Regions from separate parts of the Homo sapiens genome. Here region 2 is linked to region 1. A link is an interaction called in ENCODE POLR2A ChIA-PET data of the cell type or tissue named here. Cell type or tissue: PC-9. All regions are shown on one strand. Each heading gives the region's core, and the rest is flanking DNA. Links, peaks and the distances in the headings are about the cores only. Region 1 overlaps MIGA1 (mitoguardin 1). Region 2 overlaps USP33 (ubiquitin specific peptidase 33).

Evidence for each region. ChIA-PET counts read pairs that join two places held together with the same protein. Peaks named below come from ENCODE experiments on the same cell type or tissue, not always from the same donor. Only the 100,000 strongest peaks of a DNase experiment are listed, where the experiment ranks them.
Region 2: POLR2A ChIA-PET joins it to region 1 with 18 read pairs; 5 of 35 experiments call an interaction of 5 or more read pairs at or near these places.

The regions. Positions count from the first base shown.
Region 1 is chr1:77,849,694-77,860,743 of GRCh38, reverse strand. It overlaps MIGA1 (mitoguardin 1), which reads right to left. Exons shown (of 16, transcript NM_001416120.1): 9 at 1,688-1,806; 10 at 1,358-1,430; 11 at 618-704. It also overlaps the pseudogene HSPE1P25. Among named protein-coding and RNA genes, the nearest start is that of NEXN, 33 kb to the left of the region's middle. In PC-9, for the core only: no CTCF peak of the experiment used is centred there; no DNase peak of the experiment used is centred there.
Region 2 is chr1:77,733,693-77,741,692 of GRCh38, reverse strand. It overlaps USP33 (ubiquitin specific peptidase 33), which reads left to right. Exons shown (of 24, transcript NM_201624.3): 2 at 1-76; 3 at 264-317; 4 at 754-816; 5 at 2,276-2,428; 6 at 5,535-5,637; 7 at 7,277-7,346. Among named protein-coding and RNA genes, the nearest start is that of USP33, 22 kb to the left of the region's middle. In PC-9, for the core only: no CTCF peak of the experiment used is centred there; no DNase peak of the experiment used is centred there; H3K27ac peaks cover 496 bases.

The sequences.
Region 1 (11,050 bases), core at 1-8,000:
ATCATTTATTTAATCATCCTAAAAACCCTCTGAAATGAGGTAATATAAATACAATTCTATTATATAAATGAAAGAATTAAAGTTCAAAGGGATTGAGTCTGAAAACTAGGTGTGCAAATGGCTCAAGGAAGGCTTGTTTTGTTTTATCATCATCTGGACAAACCTTGCATAAAGTAAGGTGGTTCCTTACAGTCTGAATGAAGTTCTTGTCATTGCTTCTGCCTCATTCAACTACATGAAGATGAGGCAGTTCAATTTGTATTCCAGATTTCTGAGACCTACGCTATTTCCTGTAACCCTCTTCCTGAACAGGATTGAGGTAATAAAAGAGGAGGCATTAGTAATAATAACAGTGATGGTTATAGCAGCAGATCTAATGATAATTCTCACCATGACATTTACAGAGTTTATGGCAAACTGGAAATAATTTATGAGAAACAACTTGGTTGAAATAGTGTGGACTTTATACATAGTTCAACCCGAGCATAACTTAATGCCCTTTTCAACTATCCACAAAAATTTTTCTTCTATCAAAAATTTAATGTCTTAATCTTCAGTTCAAAGGGTAAAAACAACTTTTGTAAATGGTAAAAATCTTGCCAACAGAACAAGTTTACCTTTCGTGCTTTCACAATTAAAGCTGATAAAATTTTCCTTCCGCTCTCAGCGAGGAATATCCTGTTAGCTGATTCTGAAAGAATTACCTGAAAAAATATTCATCCCCAAAGAAAAAAGAGACCTATAATGAATGTGAATGGACATTCAACTTAATAGCACAAATAATCCTAAAACAGTTAATGCATTGCATGTGGTGCTATTTCAACAGGCAGCTCACAGAGAAAGTCCTAATTTACTAAAATAAAAAGAACTCTTGAAACCTATAGTCAAAAAAAGATTAAAGGGAGTTAAATTTGAATTTAAATTCTGTTCAAAATCATATTACAGTCTCAAATAAATTTCCTATAGCCCCAAAACATAAGAAAACAAATATATTCTTGTTATTTTCTTTTTAGAAAATCAATTTTATAATTGACTGAAATTAAATCTCAAATACACACTAATTAATAAGAAAGAGTGTTTTTATTTTAAGCAGCCATTTTTACACTCCTGAAGTATCAAAATATCCTGTTTTGACAAAGTGTCGTGGGCCTGGGAAGCCATGGGAGAGGATAATGAAATATGGAAACAAATGAAGGCAAGTAGCAGGGAGGAAAAATAAGTTTAGTGGACTTTATATTTGTCATTAGGAATAGGGATAATCAAGAGCACAGAGCTGTCCTGTTTATTTGCACTGGACTCTACAGCATGAGGGTGGGGATGAGTGGCTGGGTGAAGTCACTTAATGTTAAAAAAATACCTGAAAAGCCTGTCGAATACAGTGAAGTTTGGCAAGAAAATCACTGTCTCCTAGGCACTCCAACATTTCAGTTCTATGTAATAAACAGGGGAGACAATTGTTAAACTACATTCAAGATCAAGCCTACTATAAATTTGGATTCAAACAAGGCTTAACCTCAGGACCTTAATATAAAACATGTTTTTTCAATACTGACAGAACATGTAAAAATAATTTTTTCTTTACTTGGACCTAAAAACATATTTTCTCCTATTTTCATAAACATTTTTAGTAAGTACCACACAAACACCTTAATATCCTTCATAAACATAAACAAAACTGAAATGGTACCTCAGTACTCTGGAGTAAATTTTTCCTTCTTCAACTAAATGCATGGCTTCCTCGTAAAATGGGCAGTGACAAAGGGACTCCAGGCTGTAGGTATGCCGTACTTCTCTGTGTTCTGCAAGCTAAGAGCACGGTGGGTTAGAACAGAATACAGGCTAGGTGCAGTGGCTCATGCCTGTAATTGCAACACTTTGGGAGGATCATTTGAACCCAGAAGTTTGAAACCAGCCTGGGTAACATGGTAAGACCCTGTCTCTACAAAAATCTAAAAAAATTAGTCAGGTGTGGAGGCATGCACCTGTGGTCCTAGCTACCCAGGAGATTGAGGTGGGAAGATCACTTGAGCACAGGAGGTTGAAGTTGTAGTGAGCTGTGATTGTATCACTGCACTCCAGCCTAGCTGGCAAAGCCAGACCTGCCTCAAAAACAAAACAAAACAAAAACCCAGAAAACCAAAAAGCAGAATACACTGATATAAGAAGATAAACTATAAAGGAAAGAAAATAGGATTTTGCTAACATCAAAATACAATAAATTTGATTAAACCATAAAAACCATTCAAGAGGATTTTATAGCTAATAAAATCTGAATTGATTTTACTTCAATAGAGTTGTTAAAAAGAGTAAAACTTTTAACAAGCTTAGTTCATTCTGAATCCAATTATTTAAATCCACAGAACATACAGAAAACCAATACTGTATCTTTTTTTTTTTTTGAGACAGGGTCTCACTGTCACCCAGGCTGGAGTACAGTGGCAGGATCTTGGCTCAATGCAGCCTCCATCGCCCAGGTTAAAGCGATTCTCCTGCCTCAGCCTCCAGAGTAGTTGGGATTACAGGCATGCACCACCACACCCAGCTAATTTTTGTATTTTTAGTAAAGATGGGGTTTTGCCATGTTGGCCAGGCTGGTCTCGAACTGGCCTCAAGTGATCCGCCTGCCTCAGCCTCCCAAAGTACTGGCATTCAGGCGTCAGCCACCGCGTCTGGCCAGCAATACTGTATCTTATAGTTCACCAAAAAGAACAACTGAAGAAGCATTTTTTAAAAAGAGGAGGAGAATTTTATCATCCATAGATTACTTACAAGTATTATAACCTATGATTATAATGAAGCAAAACTTAGTACAAAAACAACAAAATAAGCTCAGTGTTGCTATTCTAAGACATATTTCCTTATATGTAGCTTTGATTAACTTTTGTATAACTGAAAGACAGTCGTGCTTTTGGCTAGCATAACAACTCTACATATGAAATTCCAATCTTCTGACAGTTCATTAAAAAACAATTGCAAACACTGTAGAGTAGCCAGCTAAGCAAAAAAAAAAAAAAAAACAACAACCCAGAAAACTTCTAGAAAACTTCTAGAGTGTTTTGTTTGGAAGAAACAGGATCTCGCTCTGTCACCCAAGCTGTAGTGCAGTGGCACAATCATAACTCTGCGGCCTCAAACTCCTGGGCTCAAGTGATCCTCCTGCCTCAGCCTCCCGAGTAGCTGGGGCTACAGGTACGCACCACCACATCCTCTAATTAAAAAAATTAGGGGGGGCCAGGTGCAGTGGCTCATGCCCGCAATCCCAGCACCTTCCAGCACTTTGGGAGGCTGAGGCAGGCGGATCACCTGAGGTCAGGAGTTCAAGACCAGCCTGGGCAACAAGAGTGAAACTCCGTCACAAAATAAATACATAAATACAATACAATACAATACAAGTTACAAAGCAAAAACAAAAAAAAAAAAACCAAAGTACACAGGCAACAAAGAGCAGAGTGAATGTAATAGTACCTCGCATTTCAATACTAAAAACTGAAATTATGTCAAGCACTCTCTTAGACCACAGTGGAATAAAACTGGAAATCAACTCCAAAAAGGACCTTCAAAACCATGCAAATACATGGAAATCAAATAACCTGCTCCTGAATGCGCACTGGGTCAAAAACAAAAGCACGATGGAAATTTAAAAATTCTGCGAACTGAATGACAAAAATGACACAACCTATCAAAACCTCTGGGATACAGCTAAGGTGGTACTAAGAGGAAAGTTCATAGCCCTAAACGCCTACATCAAAAAGTCTGAAAGAGCACAAACAGACAATCTAACGTCATACCTCAAGCAACTAGACAAACAAGAATAAACCAAACCCAAACCCAGAAGAAGAAAGGAAATAACCAAGATCAGAGCAGAACTAAATGAAATTGAAACAAAAAAAAATACAAAAGAGGAATGAAACAAAAAGCTGGCTCTTTGAAAAGATAAATAAAATTGATAGACCTTTAGCAAGATTAACCAAGAAAAGATGAGAGAAAATCCCAATAACCTCACTAAGAAAAGAAACAGGAAATATTACAACTGATACCACTGAAATACAAAAGATCATTCAAGGTTACTATGAACACCTTTACGCACATAAACTAGAAAACCTAGAAGATATGGATAAATTCCTGGAAAAATACAACCTTCCTATCTTAAATCAGGAAGAATTAGATACCTTGATCAGACCAATAACAAGCAGCAAGACTGAAATGGTAATTAAAAAATTACCGATTAAAAAAAAGTGCAGGACCAGATGGATTCACAGGAGAATTCTATCAGACATTCAAAGAAGAATTGGTACTAATCCTTTTGACACTATTCCACAAGATAGAAGGAACCCTCCCTAATTCAGCATCACCCTAATACCAAAACCAGGAAAGGACGTAACCAAAAAACAAAACTACAGACCGATATCCTTGATGAACATAGATGCTAAAATCCTTAACAAAACACTAGCTAATTGAATCCAACAACGTATCAAAAAGATAATCCACCACAATCAACTGGGTTTCATACCAGGGATGCAGGGACAGTTTAACATATGTGAGTCAATGAATGTGACACACCACATAAACAGAATTAAAAACAAAAATCACACGATCACCTCAATAGATGCAGAAAAAGCATTTGACAAAATCCAGCATCCCTTTATGATTAGAACTCTCAGAAAAATCGGCATACAAGGGACATACCTTAGTGTAATGAAAGCCATCTAAGACAAACCCACAGCCAACATAATACTGAATGGGGAAAAGTTGAAAGCATTCCCTCTGAGAATGGGAACAAGACAAGGATGCCCACTCTCACCACTCCTCTTCAACATAGTACTGGAAGACCTAGCCAGAGCAATCAGACAGGAGAAAGAAATAAAGGGCATCCACGTCGGTAAAGAGGAAGTCAAACTGTCACTGTTTGCTGTCAATATGATCGTTTACCTTGAAAACCCTAAGAAGTTGTCTAGAAAGCTCCTAGAACTGATAAAAGAATCAGCAGTTTCCAGATACTAGATTAATGTACACAAATCAGTAGCTCTTCTATACACCAACAGCGACCAAGCAGAGACTCAAATCAAGAACTCAACCCCTTTTACAACAGCTACAAAAAAATAAAATAAAATACTTAGGAATATACCTAACCAAGGAGTCCAAAGACCTCTACAAGGAAAACTACAAAACACTGCTGAAAAAAATCAGAGACGACCCAAACAAATGGCAACAGATCCCATGCTCATGGATGGGTAGAATCTATATTGTGAAAAGGACCATACTGCCAAAAGCAATCTACAAATTCAATGCAATCCCCATCAGAATACCACCATCATTCTTCACAGAATTAGAAACAACAATTCTAAAATTCATATGCAACCAAAAAAGAGCCTGCATAGCCAAAGAAAGACTAAGCGAAAAGAATTCTGGAGGCATCACACGACCTGATTTCAAACTATACTATAAGGCCACAATCATCAAAACAGCATGGTACTGGTATAAAAATGGGCACATAGACCAATGGAACAGAAGAGAGAACACATAAATAAACCCAAATAGTTCAGCCAACTGATCTTTGACAAAACAAACAAAAACATAAAATGGGGAAAAGACACCCTTTTCAACAAATGTTGCTGGGATAATTGGCTAGCTACATGTAGGAGAATGAAACTGGATCCTTATCTCTCATCTTATACAAAAATCAACTCAGGAAGGATTAAGGACTTAAACCTAAGACCCGAAACTACAAAAACTCTAGAAGATAACATTGGAAAAACCCTTCTAGACATTGGCTTAGGCAAGGATTTCATGACTAAGAACCCAAAAGCAAATGCAATAAAAACAAAGAAATAGCTAGGACCTAATTAAACGAAAGAGCTTTTTGCATGGCAAAAGGACCAGTTGACAGAGTAAGTAGACAACCCACAGAGTGGGAGAAAATTTTCACAATCTCTACATCTGATAAAGGACTAATATCCAGAATCTACAATGAACTCAAACAAATCAGAAAAAAAAAGTCCCATCAAAAAGTAGGCTAAGGACATGAATAGACAATTCTCAAAAGAAGATATACAAATGGCCAACAAACACATGAAAAAAATGCTCAACATCACTATGATCAGGGAAATGCAAATCAAAACCACAGTGTAATACCTACTTTACTCCTGCAAGAATGGCCATAATCAAAAAATCAAAACACAGTAGATGTTGGTGTGGATGCAGTGATCAGGGAACACTTCTACACTGCTGGTGGGAATGTAAACTAGTATAGCCACTATGGAAAAAAGTGTGAAGATTCCTTAAAGAACTAAAAGTAGAACTACCATTTGATCCGGCAAGCCCACGACTGGGTATCTACCCAGAGGAAAAGAAGTCATCATTCGAAAAAGATACTTGCACATGCATGTTTATAGCAACACAGTTCACAATAGCAAAATTGTGAATCAAAATTGTAGAACCAACCCAAATGCCCATCAATCGACAAGTGGATAAAGAAACTGTGGTATGTATAGATGAAGGAATACTGTGCAGCCATAAAAAGGATGAATTAACAGCATCTGCAGTGACCTGGATGAGACTGGAGACTATTATTCTAAGTGAAGTAACTCAGGAATGGAAAACCAAACATCATATGTTCTCACTGATAAGTGGGAGCTAAACTATGAGGACGCAAAGGCATAAGAATGATACAATGGACTTTGGGGACTTGAGGGGAAGAGTAGGAGGGGGGTGAGGGATAAAAGACTACAAATATGGTGCAGTATATACTGCTCAGGTGATAGGTGCACCAAAGTCTCACAAATCACCACTAAAGAACTTATGTAACCAAATACTACCTGTACCCCAATAACTTAATGGAAAAATAAAATAAGAGATAATCCTGGTGCCTCCATATTCTGGGAAAGTAACTTTATCTCCAACTTTCATGCTAACTGGTTGAATCTCTCCACTCTTTCCTTTAGAGCCTGATCCAACAGCAACAGCTATTACTGTTGCTTGCAATACTTTTCCTTGAGATTTTTCTGGAAGCATGATGCCTCCTTTGTGTGTGTGTGTTGTTTGTTTGTTTTTGGGTTTTTGTTTGTTTTTGTTTGTTTTTGTCAGGTCAGCCAGGCAATAGTGCAGTGGCACAATCATGGCCCACTGCAGCCTCAACTTCCCAGGCTCAAGTGATCCTCCCACTCATTTTTAAATTTTTCATAGAGACGAGCGTTCATTATGTTGGCCAGGCTGGTATCTAACTCCTGGACTTAAGTGATCCTCCTGCCTCAGCCTCCCAAAGTGCTGGGATTACAGTCATGAGCCACAGTGCCCAGCCGTAATGCCTCCTTTGGTTGTAGTTTCTGCAGCACATCTTTCAACCAATACTTGGTCAGGGTGGAAGAAACTTCCAAATGCTTGTCCTGCCATGACTCCTGACACTACAGCTTGTACTCTGCTCTCACACCCAAAACATTTTTTTATTAAAAAGGAAGAGAGCAAATTAAAAATCCACAAAGCTCACTGCTCTTATGGAGATTCAGCCATTTTACTTGATTCAATGTTCTCTGAATTTTTGCAAGTCTTTTATCCATTTTCAGAATTCTGAAAATTTTGTTTTTGACATTTTTTGCTTTGTGGAGGAGACTTTTGAATGTCTACGCTATGATTCTAGAAGTAACTCTCAAGGCTTTGGTTTTGGTATTTCACATGCAGCCAGTGCTGTGCTAATGCTTTCAGTTGATTTATTTAACCCTTACAAAAGCTCATAAAGTAAGTACTATTATTCACATTTTGCTGGGTGCAGTGGCTCATTCCTGTAATCCCAGCACTTTGGGAGGCCGAGGCAGGCGGATCACTTGAGGTCAAGAGTTGGAGACCAGCCTGGCCAACATGGGGAAGCCCCGCCTCTACTAAAAATTCAAAAATTAGCCAGGTGTGGTGGCACATGCCTATAATACCAGCTACTTGGGAGGCTGACACAGGAGAATCACTTGAACCTAGGAGGTGGAGGTTGCAGTGAGCCAAGATCGTACCACTGCACTCCAGCTTGGGAGACAGAGTGAGATTCTCTCTCTCAAATAAACAAATAAATAAATAATCCACATTTTACAGATGAAGAAACAGAGATTAAATTAGCAGGAACTTACCCAGAATCCCACAACTAAATGATAAAATTTAAACCCAGGCACATTATTCCAGAACTTAAGCACCAAATTATACCCTTCCTATCAGCCTTATCCAAACAGCCAAGGGATAAGAAGTTTCAGCATCAGCAATATTTATGATACATAAATATGTCCATTAGGCCAGATGCAAAAAAAAAGGTATGAAGAGATGACAGTATCTCACAGTATATATTCTCTACTTTAAGTAACATTTCCCCTCATATTTTAAGGAATATATGTTATGCTAAAGGGCAAAGTCTTCTTGAGGCTAACAAAACTAAACAGCTTTTTAAAAATAACTTAGAATGAAAATTCTTTAGATATTAAACAGTTTAAATTTTTGTACCACTGTCAAAACAAATAAGACCCACATACATGTACTATTAGTATTCTCTATCCTCTATTAGAGAAAAATCCTAAGAAGTAAACTGGGGGCCAGGTGCGGTGGCTCACACCTGTAATCCCAGCACTTTGGGAGGTTGACGTGCGCAGATCACTTGAGGTCAGAAGCTCGAGACCAGCCTGGCCATGATGGCGAAACCCCATCTCTACTAAAAATACAAAAATTAGCCGGGTATGGTGGCACATGCCTGTAATCCCACCTACTTGGGAGGCTGAGGCAGAAGAATTGCTTGAACCTGGGAGGTAGAGGTTGCAAGGTTGCAGTGAGCTGAGATCACACCACTACACTCCAACCTGAGTGACAGAGTAAGACTCTGTCTCAAAAAAAAAAAAAAAAAAGAAAGAAAACTAAACTGGGCTCCAATTAAACCCTCTACATGAAATAATTTCTAACAATAATAAGAAGACAATCCAACAATGGGAGATTCCAGAGTTGAGTCTTGAATTATTGATCTACCTTGCTTATTTGTTGGTTTGGTTTAAGTAATCGTTTAAAGAAGCCTCCTAAAATAAGACTGCAGCTGTGAGAATATATCATGTTGAAGATTTGATACTAGCTAACATTATTGACTCTTCAGAGACAATGCCAGCTTAGAAACATTTATTTAAATCATTAATCTTAAACTTTTTTAAACAAAAAGAAACTCATTAAAACATTGGTTGAAATTCTTATTTCAGAATACATCACATAGGAAGAATTTCTCAACAAAATTCCCAAACATGTTTTAAAAGGTTTTAGAAAAAAATTAACATTTAAATAGAGCTGAGAAGTTATTTCAGAAGCAGCGGTCAATAAGGCAGTTAATTTCAGCTATGGAACATGCAATTTACTATTAAAAGGGGGTCTTTTTTTTACTAGCTGAAATTTCCTATGTATTTTGAAATTATTCTTCTCCCAAAAGGCTACATTTAAAAAAAACTCATTTTAATATTTTCAAAAAGAAAAGTAATACTATATTTGTTTACACCAAATCATCATCCTACCTTTTGTTATTTCCCATATTTCAGAAGTACCATAAATATGACCATAAAAGAAATCAAACAAGGCCCGGCGCGGTGGCTCATGCCTGTAATCCTAGCACTTTGGGAGGCGGAGGTGGGTGGATCATCTGAGGGTCAGGAGTTCAAGACCAGCCTGGCCAATATGGCAAAACCCCATCTCTACTAAAAATACAGAAATTAGCTGGGTGTGGTGGCAGGTGCCTGCAATCCCAGCTACTTGGGAGGCTGAGGCAGGTGAATCACTTGAACACGGGAGGTAGAGGTTGCAGTGAGGCAAGATCGTGCCATTGCACTCCAGCCTGGGTGACAAGAGCAAAACTCCATCTCACAAAAACAAAACAAAAAAAAAAAGAAAGAAAGAAAGAAATCAAACAAGTCAACAACAACAGCAACAATAAAAACAGAAAAATAGATAATTCCCACATATGAAGCAACCAGTGAAAACTGTGTTTGGGGATTAGCTAAAGATTTCAAACATCCTAAATTACTTCTCTTGGGCCCCATGAGGTACAAGATGGACTGAGCCTTATCCTCCTTGGCATGTAATGACTTTGCTAAATTTGAAGTAATATTTTTTAAAAGCCTTAATCCAGACCAGGTCCTCTGAATGACCATGAATGAAATGTCTGAAGTTTCAAGATTATTACAAGTAGGGACATGAAATAGGCTAAGTTCTATTTTAATGTGGACCATTTTATACATGTTTACATTTTCCTTTCAAATCAATCACCTAAAATTATAAATAAGACTTACAGTTAAAGAAAGCAGGCTGTTACCAATCTGTATCCCTTAATAGACAATAGGAACTTAAAATAGCCACCCTCCAAATTGGGTCTTCAATGATTCTCTCACCCTGGTTACTCACATCCCAACCCACATTGAATAGGGCTAACCTGTGTAACCAACAGCACATTGTGGAAATGAAAGAATGAGATTTCTGAGGATAGGTCAAAACAGTCATCACTTCCACCTTGCCCTCTCTTGGGTCACTCCCTCTGCGGGAAGCCAGGTGCCATGCTGTAAAGATACTCAAATAGTCCTATAGAAAAGTCTATGTGGTAAGAAACTTAGGTCTTCTGTTAATGGATAGCACCAACTTTCCATTCATAGGAGTGAGTTATCTTGGGAACAGATCTTTCAGCCCCAGTCAAGCCTTCATACTTTTTTTTTTTTTTTTTTGAGAGAGAGTCTCACTCTGTTGCCCAGGCTGGAGTACAGTGGCACAATCTTGGCTCACTACAACCTCTGCTTCCCAGGTTCAAGCGATTCTCCTGCCTCAGCCTACTACGTAGCTGGGATTACAGGCGTGTGCCACCACACTGGCTAATTTTTGTATTTTTAGTAGAGACTGGGTTTCACCATGTTGGCCAGGCTGGTGTAGAACTCCTGACCTCAGGTGATCACCCATCTCGGTCTCCCAAAGTGCTGGGATTACAGGCGTGAGCACCACGGACGGCCATGCCTTCATACTTTCATAGAAGAAAAATTTTAAATGATAGATGTAGCCCTCTCTCCCTTTT
Region 2 (8,000 bases), core at 1-8,000, 120 kb after region 1:
AGCTTTTCGAAATCATTGTCCACATTTGGATTCAGTTGGTGAAATAACAAAAGAAGATTTGATACAAAAATCCCTTGTAAGAAACAGGTTTTTTCTTCCTTGAAAAACTATTCACTTTTCTCTTGAATGTGTAATTTTCATAAATTACTGTAATACTCTATGAGCAGTATTTTAAAAATATGTATGATGTCATTAGTGCATTAGTGAATTGTATGTGTTTGTGTCAATATAACCAATGTTGTCTTTTTAATTTCTTTTTATAGGGTACTTGTCAGGATTGTAAAGTCCAAGGACCAAATCTTTGGGCATGTCTGGAGGTGTGTATATGTTTTTTCCTGAAAAGATTGCTATAATAATAATAAATTTGGATCTGAATAATCATAACCAGAAAATTTTTGATACTTAAAGTGATTTTTGTAAATTAAACTTGCTTTTAAAAGGTCATTATTAATAACAAAAATTAAACTTTGGAAAGATCTTAATCTGTAGTGCTTTTGTAGTTTTTAGTAAATCACTCAGCTATTTTATGCTTGCCTTTTATTAGAAATGACATAGCTTTTAGCTTAGAAATATATCCTGGTTTTATTTTGTGCCTGGAAACATTTGGTTAAATTTAATGACTGGAAAGTCATTTACTCATTGAATGTAAAACAGGTAATCCAAACTTAATTGTAAATGTAATTGTAATGCTGTTATAAATTTACATGTATATTATAAAGTACCTTATTTTTCTTCCTATATAATTATTTATAGAATAGATGTTCATATGTTGGCTGTGGTGAATCACAAGTAGATCACAGCACCATACATTCTCAGGTATGTATATAAAAAATTTAATGGAAGACTTGTTAAAAAAAGTGCCTGAAGGAAAGGGAAAGCCAGTATAACATTATTAATTCAAGTTGTAATTCAAATTTGCACTCTAAGTTAAAACTTCACTTACATTCTCTGTGAAGGATGGGGAAGGGAATTGCTAGGAGGATGAACATTAGAATGAGGTTGTGATTAAGAAAGCACTGATTTCAAAAGTGTACATCCGGCCAGGCATGGTGGCTCACGCCTGAATCCCAGCACTTTGGAAGGCCAAGGCAGGTGGATCACCTGAGGTCAGGAGTTCGAGACCAGCCTGGCCAACATGGCGAAACCCTGTCTCTATTAAAAGTACAAAAAAATTAGCTGGGTGTGGTGGTGGGCACCTGTAATCCCAGCTACTCGGGAGGCTGAGGCAGGAGAATTGTTTGAACCTGGGAGGCGGAGGTTGCAGTGAGCCGAGATCGTGCCATTGCACTCCAGCCTGGGCAACAAGAGCGAAACTCCATCTCAAAAAAAAAAAAAAAAGTGTATATCCAGATATTTGAAGGTGATAGCTGGCATATTAGGAGGTTGAAGCCCAAGAGAGAGTGGGTGCTTAGGTTTATGACATGGCCTGGCTAACTTCTTTAAGTCTCAGCTCATGTCATATTGCCTTTTCCTGCACATAGTCCTAACTGGACTCACCTTTCTGCTTTGCTCTGGTTGTTTGGTACTTCCCATGTAACTCTGGCATGCCTCTTCTATAGTGTTATGTAGAGCTCCCATTCTAAATGGAAAGTTTCTCGAATGACTTTGTTTTAAGATGCACATTGATACCTCTACAGCATCAACTGTTCTCAACCAGGATTCCTCTATAGAATTAATTAAGCCTGAATACCCAAGCTCTGAGTCATCATTGTATATCATTTGCCTCTTTCTGTGCATCTAAGATGGTATTTGCTGTGTACCACCATTGGGAGAATTGATAAATTAGTCACTCAGATCATTTTTTGTAGGGCTTAATTCTGTAGCAGAACTCTGGTTGTGAAAGGCTAGACTTTTATCTTTCCAAGATTATATATTCTGTATTGCTAGAGCTGTTTTATGCCTTGACTCATGTCATTTGTGTTCTTTTGCCATTCTGATTTCTTAGAATAGTTACTTGCTATTGTTAATTATTTTCTTGTGTTATATTTATTTGTAGACTGCAAAGCAAGGTCTTACACTCTTGCGTTTATCTTTTTGTATAATGAATAGTGAGGGGAGAATGGCAGAGTAATTTCTAGAGTAGGCTTAGATGTTGTTACTGTTTATTATACCTTAGAAGTTTATCTAAAGAATTTTTTTCATGTTCTAAATTAGCTTTTGAGTATATTGTTACTCATCAAAGGCAAGCAGTTTATCTTCTGTTATCTTTTGAAGAAGTCTTTTCAAGTATATGTAATTTTGGTTCCTCTTTTCCCTCTACTGTGAAATTATATAGGAGACAAAGCATTATCTAACTGTGAACCTTACCACTCTTCGAGTATGGTGTTATGCTTGCAGCAAAGAAGTATTTTTGGATAGGAAATTAGGAACTCAGCCTTCATTGCCTCATGTAAGACAACCTCACCAAATACAAGAAAACAGTGTCCAGGTAATAATCTAGATCCACTTAGTTAAGCTGTAAAACATTCCGGTAATAATTTCAGAATTTGTCATGTAGCTGAAATTTTCAAAAGGAATACTGCCTAACCTGTACTTTGAAAATTTCTGTAATGTGCCTTTTTTCTCTCAAATAAAGCACTCAGACTCCCCTTTCTTGTGTTGCTTAGAGTGCTAGATTAGGGTGAGATTGAAGCCCACCTGTTTGAAGATGGAAAAGGCCCTAATGAATTTTTGAAGTTTTTTTTTTTAAATGACTCAAGTAGTCTTTATCTTTTTCTGGTAAGTCTGATTTCAAGAAAGGTGGTGGGCCTTCTTTGATAGCATATGGCAGTTACTAATTCAGCTCTCTTCCCCGTTCTCTCCTCCCCTCCATCCCCTTTGTATTACTGTGAACATTTTACTTATTATTGACAACAAAGTAGAATATAATAAAGCTTAGCATCAGTCTTTGGGTTAAAGATTTTTCTCCCTTTGGGCTGGGTGCGGTGGCTCACGCCTGTAATCCCAGTGCTTTGGGAGGCCAAGGCGGCTGGATCACGAGGTCAGGAGATCGAGACCATCCTGGCTAACATGGTGACACCCCGTCTCTACTAAAAATACAAAACATTAGCCGGGTGTGGTGGCGGGCACCTGTATTCCCAGCTACTTTGGAGGCTGAGGCAGGAGAATGGCGTGAACCTGGGAGGCAGAGCTGGCAGTGAGCCGAGACCTTGCCACTGCACTCCAGCCTAGGTGACAGAGTGAGACTCCATCTAAAAAAAAAAAAGAAAAAAAGATTTTTCTCCTTTTGGATCAAGAGACTTAGAAAACACATGGGTTTGCTTGCAGAATTTATCACTTAATTTTCAGAATTCTTAAAGTCATAGAAAAATAGGAAAAAGGAAATTAACTTAGAATAGTTGGCTTCTTAATCAGATCATCAGTTGATCAGAATTTGATCAGATTTGATTAACAGCAAGTTTTTTTCCTCATGTGTGTTATAGAAATCACATATTTCTGTACTTGTTCATTGATACCAACTGTCAGGTTTTTCTGTTGTATGTTTGTATCACATTCTTATGGTAGATATTTGTGATAATAAATTTGCTTGCCTTACACATGAAAGATGGCTAGATTTTAGTCAAAGAATAATTTCTTGCATTTTCAGTTTCTCAGTTGAATGGCTCTAGTTAATTATAACCATTACTGTTTCTCCCACTTATACCTATTTATCATTCACAAACATGTTTAGTCTTTTTCAAAAGTCCAGATAGTATGAAAATGGCCGTTTCGTTGAATCCTCTTACATTATTAACAAAAGTTTGTCCCACTGAAGATAGCTGAATGGTAATAAGTAGAAAAAGTTTTAAAAAAGAAAAAAGTGTAATGTTATGACTAAAGTTTAATCACACAAGGAACTAATAATATATAAAGGCAAAACTATCAGCATCACTTACTAGAGAAGTAAGTTAAATAAGCTATCTGTTGCCATTTCTGCCAGAAAAGATCAAGATTACAAACTTTAATAAATGTTGAATCTGATAGAATAAGTATACTGATACTTTCCTGATGGCTTGTTAATAATTTTCTGATGACTTGTAAATATGTTAACACATAAAAGGCATAAACTTAATTTCATTCAACTTCCTTATGATCCCATTGTTGAAGAAATTATTCAGAAGAAAACAGTGGTTCAGATAGATTTCTTTAGTGGTCCAAAACTTATATGCTGTTGAAATCCAGTTTACCACAGGATATTTGCAAAATAGTAAAATATTGGAGGCCATGCAAATATTAATAAGATTTTTCAAATAGACATTTTTTCTAGATAGTAAAATTTCAGGTGATTTAAGCCTCTGTACTTCTGTGTATTTAGATATTTTGTAGTGAGCATGTATCTTTTTAAAAGCAATTACTTTATGAAAACAAAATGAAAGTATGAAGTCCACTCAAATGTCCAGTCTCTACAGATGTCAGGAAAGTAAAATCGTTGGGAATTAGTGCATATGCCTGCATTTTAGAGGTAAAGTAAGGCTATAATAACTTGGAGAACCAGAGTACATGCTAAATTCTTTCTGCTATTCAGTTTCCTTCTCTGTTTGGGTGTTGCTGAATGTTGGTTCATTGTAGTTCAATCTTCTGATATTACAAGAGAACTTTCAAATTTTGATTTTTATTTGTCGTCTCCGAATTTTTTAAACTTTAGCTCAAAGTTTTTTTCGTTTTTTTTTTTAAAGTGTTTACTAGCATTTGGCTAACAGGTTATCAGTTGCAACCTCTGAGTCAAGCCAATTGTTGGAAATTAATATTAGAATATTATTATTTAAAGTAAGTGCTTGAACTATTTAATATACGTAAAAGTGTGCAGGCCGGGTGTGGTGTCTCACACCTGTAATCCCAGCATTTTGGGAGGCCGAGGTGGGCGGATCATGAGGTCAAGAGATCAAGACCATTCAGGCCAACATGGTGAAACCCCTTCTCTACTAAAAATACAAAAATTAGCTGGGCGTTGTGGCATGCACCTATAGTCCCAGCTGCTTGGGAGTCTGAGGCAGGAGAAGCGTTTGAACCCAGGAGGTGGAGGTTGCAGTGAGCTGAGATCGTGCCACTGCACTCCAGCCTGGCAACAGAGTGAGACTCTGTTTCGGAAAAAAAAAAGTGTGCAAAGTAAATACAGTAATAAGTATCAGGAGAGATTGTAGAAGTCTATAGATAATGTGTTATGATGAAAAACTTTTGCCTTTTTCCCTGTTGAAAATGAGATCTGAGAAGACAGTGTAGGATAGTATCCTTCGGAGATCTTTTTAGCTATGGTTTACTGTCACATAATTGCAGTTATTGTGGAGTTTTAATTCAGAAAATTCGGTTGTAAAAAGTGCCTTTTTAACTCAAATATATATGTTAATAAAGCGGGACTGACATGCTATTACCCTAGGGTTTTATTTCCTTCAAAATATAAATGTAAGTTTAATTGCTAATACCACAAATTCTTATGGTTCCACTATTAAAATAACATCTCAATAATTTTTATGGTATAGATGTTATATAAGTTACAATTAAAACTTTTTTTAAATTTAAGGATTTGTTCAAGTGTGCTATCTTTTTTTGTTATCAAGGATTTTAAAATACCCAGTAATACAACATTAAAAACTCCTCTGGTTGCCGTATTTGATGATCTGGATATAGAAGCGGATGAAGAAGATGAACTTAGGGCCAGAGGTAAATTAATCCTGTGTAACGCTTCTTTGTATGGCACTGCCCATTTCTTTAGAAAACCATATAATGTAAAAGTTTCAAAATGTGGAGGTAAAATGGGCTTGATAATTAAAACAAAAGGACTCTGAAATTTGGCCTAGTAAAATTTTATTTGCAAAACAAACTTTTGGTTTCTCTGGTGTCAGTTTACCAAAGGTAGGATCCTACTTACTCTTTTGCAGTTGAGCCTTATGATCTTTTTGTTTAACTTGCCTTTTGAGGTCTGTTTGAACAGTGTTTCTCATTTTTCTATTGTCAGTGATGGGGAGGTATTAGGTATAAAGGTATTCCCTTAGCAGAAGTTCCGGGGAAAACATTTGGAAAAAGAATCAGGTGATACACTTCTCCCTTCTTCCCCTAAATTGAGAACCGGTCTATTTGGATTTTTCATATTCTTTTAGGCCCACTGTTCTTAGTATAAGCTTAAAATTTTCTGTTTTATAATTGATACTAGTGGTACATTGAATGTATATTTAGATAATTATCTGGAAATTAACACTTTGGTTTAAGCTTAACATGACTAGAGATAAGTTATAAATATTTTATGTATTTCCCAGTTTTAACCCATTAATTTAGCTCACACTATTAATTTTACTGGATACTTATCAATAAGTGGTAATTCAGTCTTGTTTTAGAGATTTTTAGAATTTTAAATTTTCTTCATTTTGCTCCAAATCCAAATAGCATTTATAATTTTTTGTAGTATTTATTTCATCTTTTAATAATGAAAGTAAACTGATGAAAGTGAACTTGACTATATATGGAAGAGATAACAGTCATTCAATGGCTCGTTTTAATATTAGCTTGAACCATATGAAATTGCCATTTTTGTAGATTGTCAGCAGTTTCCTATGGTTCAACCTAATAAATACTACTTTCTTTTTTTCTTTTTTTTTTGAGATGGAGTCTCGCTCTGTTGCCCAGGCTGGAGTGCAGTGGTGCAATCTCGGCTCACTGCAAGCTCCGCCTCCTGGGTTCACACCATTCTCCTGCTTCAGCCTCCCGAGTAGCTGGGACTACAGGCACCCGCCACCATGCCCGGCAAATTTTTTGTATTTTTAGTAGAGATGGGGTTTCGCCATGTTAGCCAGGATGGTCTCGATCTCCTGACCTCGTGATCCACCCACCTCAGCCTCCCAAAGTGCTGGGATTACAGGCGTGAGCCACTGCGCCCGGCATAAATACTACTTTCAGTGCAATACGTTGAAATGGAAAGGAAAAGGGTGTTTGCTTATCATTTATCATGACGAGTTTTTTTGCATTGTCATTAATTTTCTCAAAATAATTAAACTTTAGTTATAATAAGAAATGTAAAAGTCTCAATTAATGCTTTTTAAAAACACGTAGTCTTAAATGTTAATAGGAAAGACTGTTCTTCCTGTGCAAATTTCAAAGTTTGAACTGTTTAATCCTTGAATTTATGTAAAACTCAAAATTTTGGTGATTGTAAGGCTTCCCAAAGTGTGACCTCTCTGAATTGTTCAAGTTGCTATATTGTATTTCCGTGGTCCTTAATGTAATTTGGGAACCATATTAATGACCCCTAAAATTGAGTCATTTTGCATTATTGAATGATGACTTCATGTATATTTTTTCTTAATAGGTCTTACAGGTTTGAAAAATATTGGAAATACTTGTTACATGAATGCAGCTTTGCAGGCTCTTTCTAATTGGTAAATAGAGAAATTAATTTTGTTTTATTTGTATAATTTTTTAAGTTATTTTTTGAGCAGAAAACCTTGCAACTATAGTAGTTGACTAACTCAAGGTAGAACAGGCAAGAATCTGGTTTGGGACATAACCCATTCTTGTCCCAACGATGTTACTCTATGTATACCCGTAGTTTCTTGAGGCTGCTGGTCCTTGTGTAAACCCTGGGTAGTTGTGTGTCTTTGAGCAAGTTATTGTTTCTTACATCTAGAAAATGAGTGTCAGCTAATTATTCAGATCACTTTTAATTCAGAGATCTTATGAAAATATTTTATATTTTTCTGTAGATGGAAAGCCTTTAATAAAGGAGTTAGATTTTTTTTTTAATCGTAGTCTTACAAAATAGATATGTCAGGTGGTTTTACTCAAGTTTGGATGCATTGAGTCAGGTGATATTACCCTTGAAATTAGATGCATTGAGTCTGGACCAAAATTCAGAAATCAATGACTTTGACATTACCCTTTCCCTTGGATTAAATTATAGAGCAGTGATTGGAGATTGAACGTATGTCTACAGGTTGAGTATCCCTCATATGAAATGCTGGGAATCAGAAGTGTTTCAGATTTTTTTGGATTTTGGAGTATTTATTTGCATTATGCTTACTGGTTGAGCTTTC